2 separate regions of the Homo sapiens genome follow, and region 1 is linked to region 2. The links are chromatin loops, found by intact Hi-C in ENCODE. Cell type or tissue: heart right ventricle. All regions are shown on one strand. Links, peaks and the distances in the headings refer to the core of each region. The heading gives the core; the rest is flanking DNA.

Region 1 (4,394 bases), core at 178-4,177, 74 kb after region 2:
ATTTTTTCCTGCAAAATAAGGAGAGCTTGACTACAAGGTGTCTAATGGTCCTCTATCAATTAGATTTATAACTTCTGGGAGCATTTGCCTCCCTGCAGGCTATTCTCACTTCTAAATGTTTGACAGAGTCTCCTGCCAAGCCATGCACACAGCTGAAAAATGGAAGATAAGTTCACAACCACAGCATTTGCAGGGACGGCTCAAGGGGTGGGAGCTACCCCCACTGCATTTATAAAGGTACTAGCAAAGAAGCATTTCCATTCATTTTCATTATAATATATTCCATGGATAAATAACTTGGCACTGCACCTATGGGCCCCTAAAACAATTTCCTCCACATGGAAAACTGATCAAGACAGAATGACTAGGTACGTGGTCCTGTGCACAGGGATTCATCAAGTCCCAGAAGCCATATAGTAAAGGATGACTACACACACACACACAAATTACCTGACAGATAAAAATTTCAGGAGTAAGATGTGACCATTCGGAATAATAAGCCTAAAGAAATAAAAGTAAGACAGATAATACCCAACACGAGAGTCTAGACTCGTGGATGGAAATTCAGACTTCTGATCAGTCTCAACTGATTGGCCTTTTCCTCATGTCCCATATTTTTTCCTGGGGTGGATAAACAGCCAAGATGCCTCAACAGTAGTGGCATGAATAAATCTGTTTAAGTTTTGTTCTTAAACAAGTAAGAGGAACTTAAAATGGCTTCACGTGATGACCTACAGTCAACCTAAAATAATCTGAACATGTGTGGTCTTATAATTTTCAGTATCATCCACACAAGGAAACATTACCTCTTGTCTTCTTTATTCCAAAGTAAAAATGAAGACAATTATGTAAGAAACCTGTCTTGGGTTAATGAGCCAAGAAATGCTTATCTACCTGTGGATGGGCATTTTATTTTAAGATGAGACTTCCTGTAGATGTTTCTGTACTTAGAGATTAACATAATTGGACCATGACTTTAACTATCTTTTTTTTTCTTTTTCACACTGATGACACACAGATTAATATCTCAGTCCTGAGCTCTAAATGAATATTGTCGGCTTTCTACGTGGCATGTCCCCTTTCATGTCTCACAGATATTTCAAACTTTCAGTCCAAAATCAAAGTTGTGATCTACCATCCCCTCCCCTCCTCTGTCTTTTTTTGCCACTTACGGCATTTTGTATTTCATCCATCAGCAAACCTTGCTGGTTCCACCTTCAAAATACTTTTTCTACCCCTGTGCTACAACTCTGGTCCTGGACAGCATGAGCTCTTTCCCAGACTCCTGAATCCAAGTCCTCACTGCTCTTCCATCTTATCTACTGTCTAGTGTTCAACCAGCAGCCGGAGAGGACTTTTAGTAATAAACATCTGATCATGCTTTCATGAGCCAAAACTCTCAGAGAAAAATCCAACTTCCTTATCCAGGCTGAAAGGTATCCCGCACTCACCATCAGCATCTCTGACCTTTCCCTGCCTCGTTTTCCAGCTACAACAACATTGACCTTGTTCCTGTTTTTGCCACCTGCGAACCTCTCTCCTGCACCAGGGGTTTTGCTCTTGCTGCTCCCTTGCCCAGATGGTGTAAGGTCTGGCTCCTGTCCATCTCTTAGGATTTACCTCTTCATAGACTTCTTTCCTGACCACCCCATTCAACATTCCCTTCCCCTTGTCACTCTCTAAACCCTTACCCTATTTTACTCATGTCTGAAGTGGAAAGTAGATATTGTTTTCTTTCTCTTTTTTTTTTAGACAAAGTTTTGTTCTTGTCACCTAGGCTGGAGTACAGTGGTGCAATCTCGGCTCACTGCAGCCTCCTCCTCCTGGATTCAAGTGATTTTCCTGCCTCAGCCTCTGGAGTAGCTGGGACTATGGGCACCCACTACCACACCCGGCTAATTTTTATATTTTTAGTAGAGATGGGGTTTCACCATGTTGGGCAGGCTGCTCTCGAACTCCTGACCTCAGGTGATCTGTCTGCCTCGGCCTCCCAAAGAGCTGAGATTACAGGCGTGAGCCACTGCACAGGGCCTGTTTGCTTATTTTTGAGACTATTTTCACCACTAGGCTGTAAGCTCCACAAAGCAGAAACTTTGATGTGCTATGACTGGTACATAGTAGGCACTCAAAAAATATTGGTCAAATGAATGAATGAGGAGATAAATTAATTCCACATCTTGGAAGTTAGTACACAAGGATAAAATTACACTAAACCCTTGAAATATCCAACTATGTATTAGCATATTTTGCCAACTGTATTAAATAATCACATTAGACTTTCATGGTATGAACAATGAATTGTGGCACTTCTATTTTGAAAGCTGGACTTGTTTATATTTAATTAGTCCCTGGGAATTTTTAAATACTGTACTCATTGTCCCAATAATGATACTCTATATGAAGATAAGAAATTATGATCTAGCATAAAATTCTCACTGTAGTCTTAATTAGCTTCAAATGCAACCCCTAAATCTTGCCTGGTGTTTCATACCACACAGTTGGCTGCTTTTCTCTTTACGTGAGCTCCCTCTGGGGAACTGCAGCTCAAAAATGGCATTTGTGGAAATGACTTGGGAAAGCCCGAGCTAATTCATCAGACAAGCACATTCTTCTAATGTTAACCCTTGACTACATGGGAACAACGCCAAGCTCATAGCTATAGTTCCACTGGGGGCAGGCTCCCCTGGGGCAGACTCCAAAAGGAGCCCTGTGTGCTGTCGGGGACCGCGTAAAGGCTTGCCAGGGGGATACAGGGTTTGGGGTTTTAAGGGAATCCATTTTCAGATTCTCGACCTCCTTATGCACTCTGAACAAAACTGATCTGCCTGAAAAACGTGCTTGCATGTTCTTTCACACGTTCCCTTCTCTTGTTTTACAAAACCAGGTCAATTTTCTCCCTGCTGCAATGGCAAACATTCTCTGAGATGAAGCCAAGGGTATTGCTTAATGCCAGTGTCTGGGTTAAGGAGGAACAACCATGATGATGGACAATTCATCGTTTTCTTCAACGGGGCAGTTTCCAGTTCTTTACCTTCAACAAGATTGAAGGAAGACTGAACAAAGTTGACAGTTAACAGATCATTAAAAATAACTTGATGACGGATCCCAATGAGATATTTAAACATCAATGCATAAGAAGTTCAAAGAATCAAGTAGCATTACTATAAGGAAAGACCATCTATTCTCTTTACCTTATATATATGAGTAATGTTTCTCGGTATTTAAATCTATAAAAACAACAAAAAAGAGAATAAAATGAGACAACCTTGTTCAATCAAGCAATAAGTTATATTATTTTTGAATATATGAATGGATAGGGAAAAAAGGCTCATCCATCTGGTGAATGCATTTCCAATACAATTTTACATTTTATATTGAATAACTTTAATCAAGATAAATGATATATTATTTTGATCAATTTTATTCTGCTAATAACTACAGTAATAATCTGTAAGAAAGTTTTAATTTAAAGCCTAATACCATAAGAAATATTTACAATATATCTTAATTTGTATAAATTTTGTTTGCAAAGAGAATGAGCAATAAGACACTTTAAAGCATAAAATACATTAATCAGGGTAAAATTTTCGGGGGAGGTAGAAAGCTTATATGTTTGAGGAGCAAAAGGAATGACGTAGAATTTCTAATATTGATAAATAATCTGCTCACATATTGTTGAAGAAGATGATGTTGGGTACTAAACCACTGTGGTATCCAGATTTTTAAAGACATATTTAAAAGAGGGATGTGTCAGTTTTATTTTTAAAATGCCACCCGGGAAACTAAACTATATTCCTGGCAACAATTTAAATCTAAAAATGTGAGGGGGGTGGGGTTGGGGGGCATAGCTTTCCAAAAGTCTTTTAGAGAGTTAACAAGGAAAAATAAATTGCATACCCCTACTCTTAAACATTCTGTTAATGATTTGCAATCATTAATTCTATCAATACGCTGACACAGGCATCCTCCAGCCTGTGTGTGGTCAGGCCATGCTGGGGAAGCACAGAGATCCTCCGAAAGAACAGGGCATCTTCTCTCAAGGAGATTACCAGCATGGGTCAGCCAGACCCAGGAGATGCCAGCAACAGGATAAGATGACTTTAGAACTTCAGGGAACTTGGGGGTGGGGAGGGCTGGAAGAAATGGAGTCCTCTTAGGCATTTATAGGAAGGTCAAGGTGAAGGCAAGGTGTGTTCCCTTCCATTTCTTTCCATTTCTTTTCTCCAAGTAAAGATACCAGCTTGTTTCAGCCAAGTTGTCGGGCTATTTTTATGCACATATTTGAGCTCCCTCTTTTCTGTGTTTAAAATAAGGAATCTCACACGCCTTGGAATTTAGAAAGAAAACTAGGCAGAGACTAGCATCTAGTCACCGCATAACTGAGCAGAGACTAG
Region 2 (4,394 bases), core at 66-4,065:
TCCTGAATTGCATTTTTAAGTAAGTTAGAGCAAAGCTGTTTAAGCCTCTAAATAAGTTTGAAGAATTACATACACTGAAATTGTCAAGATCCCTGCCATTTTCTAAGAAGATTAAATATCAGAAACATAGTAAATTTTATGTTTTATTTTATTTTGAGTCCAGGGCACAATTATGTGCCATTGGAACTGTTTTGACATAAACACGCACACCCACACCTGAAGGCCTTTTGAATGATTCTCTTGGGCAAGAGAGTTAAAGAGAAACATGAAACTGAATAATAATGCAGTCGATCTCACAACTGTTCCTTAATCTCAGTGTATCATCCCAGACAGCTGGTGATGTGGCTACCCAGGGCAATGATAACTGCACATTGAAAGGGTCAGTTGAATTTGGTGTCATGACTAGCTCAGCATAATCAGTACAAATGGGATCCTCTGCCGAATGTCTAGACTCCAGGGACTCAGAATTCAGATTCACAGCTTTCTTTGTTCCTGTTCATCTACGCGGCAACATGTAAGGGGAAACAGTGAATGTGAATAGTAACCTAGAGTCCATGTAATGAGTTAGGTTCTCCCGTTCAGGAAACGTCTCAGGAGCAGCGCTGAGGTGTTCCCTTGTAGGGTCTGCACATGGAGGCAGAATGTGCTCCTGGGGGCAGGGATAAGAAACATCCGTTTATTATAGTTTTCTTTACGCAGCTGAGCAGAGTTAACACGGAAAACACTGCCGCTGGGGTAAATGCATTTGCTATTAGAAAAATTTATCTTCGCTGTCCTGGTTTGGAAGGCATTTTAATAAATCATCCAATTTGTCTGCTCTGCTTCCCTGCCAGTCTACACCTAAATACTACTGGAGAACTGCCTCCTGCTCTTCAGATTCCTCTCCTAAGAGGGTCTCAGTGTCTGCACGGCGCCCTTTGCGCCCCAGCTTTATGAATGCTCTAACATGGCCTTGTTCTATTAAAGGCTCTTCCTCATAGCCTATTTTCAGCAGGGACCCATCTCCATGCCCATGTGGTAAAGAGGATGTGGGGTCCCCGTTGAAAGGTCCTCAGGGCTCCGGCAGCTTTGCTTTTAAGGTATAACTCCCTCTACAGCCAGAGCCCACATCCTGCTTCTTGGAGGAGGGCCATCCAGGGAGAGGGTGAGGTATGGAGAGCTTGGAGGGGGCTGTGAGTGCCTCAACAGAAGCATATACAGAGTGTACAAGACGTACAGACTATACAGTGACTTAAGGGTAAGCCCTGTTATCAGATGGGCTGGGCATGGCACAGTGGAGGGGGCAGAGACAGATACCCACTGTACCAATTCTGGCCTCCATAGAGTCTTGGCTGATGAGAAAGGAAGGCAATGGCTGTGACTGAGATCGTGAGGGATGACGAGCGTGAAAGATGAATGCCTCCCCAGGGAATCTGCAGTCATCAGCTCTAAGGAAGCTTCTTTGGGATATGTCACGTAAGAGGTTGTATCATGGCAAGAGGGGAAAATATCTCAACAGCAGTTTCATGCAGTTCCCCTTAAATCCTCCTCCTGCCCTCCTCTTTCCATTCCCCGTCCCTCCCCTCCCCACTCCCCTCTCCTCCCCTCCCCACTCTATTCCCCTCCCCACCTCCCCTCCCCTCCCCTCCCCTTCCACCTTCTTTTCAGTTCCCTCCATTCCTAATGCACAGGGCCTAACTACACTGCCTCCATCGAGTCCCCTCCCCAGTGGGTGATGTCAATGAGGAAGAAATATGTGGGAATATTCTCTCTAATTTGAAAGAATATTATGAGCTGGGCAAACAAGAGGAAAGGACCGATAAAACATGGGTAGAAAACATTTTATCTTAGTTATGCCTCTATTCTTAGTCCCAATTCTTGGAAATCATCATTATCAAGCTCTCAAGTGACTGGACAGCTGCTAAGTCCTGCTCAGCAGCCAAGCGCAGCCAGCCCCGTGAAGCCTGATGTCCCATATCTCTGCCTTGTCGCGGGTCAAGCCACCAAGTTCCAGGAGGGGGCGCGCGAGGGGCGCTCACCTGTCATGGCATCTTTCCTGGAAGTGTGTTCGCCTTTAGCTCCGTGGTAGGTGGCGTTGCTGCCGGTGCACTCGTAGTCTGTTTTCCTTTCTTTGAGGCTGATCATTTCCCGAGGTGAAGCTGGGGCACTTGCTACATAAAGAAATCAAAAGGGGGATTTTCTGCATCTCATCCCACAGCGTGTGTGCCTTCCACACAGTCAGGGTCCTCACTATGCATGGTCCCGCATCTCAATGCCTACGTGAGGACCTGATGGGTTTTCTTTTTAATTTTTATTTTTTGGCAGTTTTGGCTCTTGTCCCTGCCCCATTCCCTCACCTGTGACAACTGATGCTTTATAGTTAGAGGGCATGTGATTTGGAGGCTGGCAACTGGGGACCACATCCTGGGGCCATCTTCCTCAGAGAGAGATCATGGAGGGGACGTGACCTGCCCAAGGTGTGTGGGGCAGTTTAGGAATGAGACTGCTTTTGGTTTCTTCCTTTCTCTTCTCTTTTCCTTCCCTTTCCTTCCCGTGCTCCCTTCCTTAATTAGATGTGTTTCAGAAGATCTATTACTGATATTGACTAATCCTTGATTAAAATAAATGCAGTTTTACTTAAACACTGAGTCACCTAGAAACTGCCTTTAAAAAAGTCAGAGGAAACAGCTCTCTACACAGGATGATTTGTGGGGCAAAAATAACCAAGCCCACAAAGACCTTCTTTGTCTGTGGCTGGGGTGGGCTGGGGAGGGGCATGGAGGCAGCTCTAGTTCCTGCTAGGGCATTCTTGCTCCAGCTTTTTGCATAAACACCCCAATAATCTCTGAGGCCCTCCTTACACCTCAGCCACTCACTGCCTGTCTGGCTGGGAGGCTGAGCCCTGCCGTTCCTCTTACACCCATTTCTAAAGTGCTGGGTTGTAATTGGAGGATCCTCCTGGGAAATTCCAGGAGTCCTTAAAAAACTGGTACTAGAAGAGAGGAAAAGCTGAACTCAGAGGCAAGGAAGTCAGTAAAAGGAGGTTGAATTTTCATGAGTGACTGAATGGATTGGCAGCAACTCAACCTTCCTGCCAGTGCAGAGGGGCACTGGGAGAGGTTGGCAGGAGCCATGCGTCTGGGTGAGGGGGCAGCTGGTCGCGCACCCCACCCTGTGGGCACCTGCAGCTGTGTCCAGCTCCGCAGGAGCTCAGGTGCCGTGTCCTTCTGTCAGGAAGCTCTCCCCAGCTCCCATAGCCCAGGGCAGTGCTTCAGAGCCTTGTTTACCCTCAACACTCACTTGAGAATTTATGGATGCCCAGAGCCCATCCTGGACCTTTTGAGTCTGAATTTTCAGTGACGGGCTTCAGAATCCATATTTACTGAGCATACTTGGTGACTATTAAGGCTAGGAATCCCTAGAGCACTCTGATTTTTAGGATAAATCTCTCTTTCCTTTGCTAGTGTCAAAGCTCCTCCCCAGCCAAACTTCAGTTTACCTTCGAGCTTATCATTCACACCCTCTGTAGGGTCTCTTTGCTCCTTGGGTCTGTGGTCCCCCAAGGCACCTCTCATGTCACTGAGTCATGTGATTCAGTTTGTCACCCTTATATCTTCTATGTACAAATTCCTGTGCTAGCCACTGTGCAAGGCAGACATGCAGATCACGTGGCTCTTCCTGAACTTGTGCAGCTCTCAATCGAGTAAGGAAATGGATGTCCAAATAAAGTAGAATGAGAGGCAGAAGTGCCCAACAGACGTTACAGCCAAGTGCTGGGAAGATAAACATGGGTTGTTGCCACCCTCTCAAACCTATCAAAATAAAATCACGCCTCAATGCTCAGCTCTTGAAGCCATCACGGGTTTTGGATCCTGGATGCCTATTAGAATTCATTACCTGGAATCCTTTAAAAAAAATACTGAGGCTTGAACCCCACCCAATGCCAGCTGGCCAGAAGTCCTGGGTACAAATGCAATGGCAGACAGGGAAGAAAACCATGCAGCTCAGACAGCTGCAGCACCTTCATCACTTGTAGGACAAGCCTGGAGCTGCAATGACTTGATCAAGGACTGAACCTCCCTGATCCACAGTGACCCTGTGTAGGTGGAGAGAATGCCCAGGCTCTGCTGTGAGGGAAGAGAGGTTCCAGGGGAGAGGACAAAGGCTGGGACTTGGGCCATCTCTGTCCCGAATGTGAATCTGGGGAGATGTGAGGGGCAGCCACTGTGTCGTATGAAGATTGGGGTTCTGTTGCTTGGAGAGGGAACCTCTGCAAGAACAACTGAGTCCTTAGCAAGCTCTGTGCCCTGTCACTCAACTGGGCTCTGCATCCAGTTCCTGTCTGCTCGCTGGTTCCTCGCTAACCTCTTCCACCTGCTGCCCCCTTCTCTTTGGTTCACCATCTTTCTCTTCCA

What was found. A loop is a pair of places that touch in the nucleus more often than their neighbours do. Peaks named below come from ENCODE experiments on the same cell type or tissue, not always from the same donor. Only the 100,000 strongest peaks of a DNase experiment are listed, where the experiment ranks them.
Region 1: it touches region 2 in a loop (4-fold over the local background); 2 of 110 quality-filtered maps call a loop at or near these places.

Annotation. Positions count from the first base shown.
Region 1 is chr5:11,059,977-11,064,370 of GRCh38, forward strand. All of the region lies in intron 16 of CTNND2 (catenin delta 2), which reads right to left. Among named protein-coding and RNA genes, the nearest start is that of CTD-2154B17.1, 280 kb to the left of the region's middle. In heart right ventricle, for the core only: no CTCF peak of the experiment used is centred there; no DNase peak of the experiment used is centred there.
Region 2 is chr5:10,986,093-10,990,486 of GRCh38, forward strand. CTNND2 (catenin delta 2) reads right to left here. Exons shown (of 22, transcript NM_001332.4): 20 at 2,019-2,150. It overlaps LOC105374654 (a long non-coding RNA gene), which reads left to right. Exons shown (of 4, transcript XR_925791.3): 4 at 1,324-1,431. Among named protein-coding and RNA genes, the nearest start is that of CTD-2154B17.1, 200 kb to the left of the region's middle. RefSeq lists enhancers at 1,505-2,006, 2,215-2,264. In heart right ventricle, for the core only: a CTCF peak has its summit at 2,002 (motif pointing right); a DNase peak (open chromatin) is centred at 1,989; H3K27ac peaks cover 2,544 bases.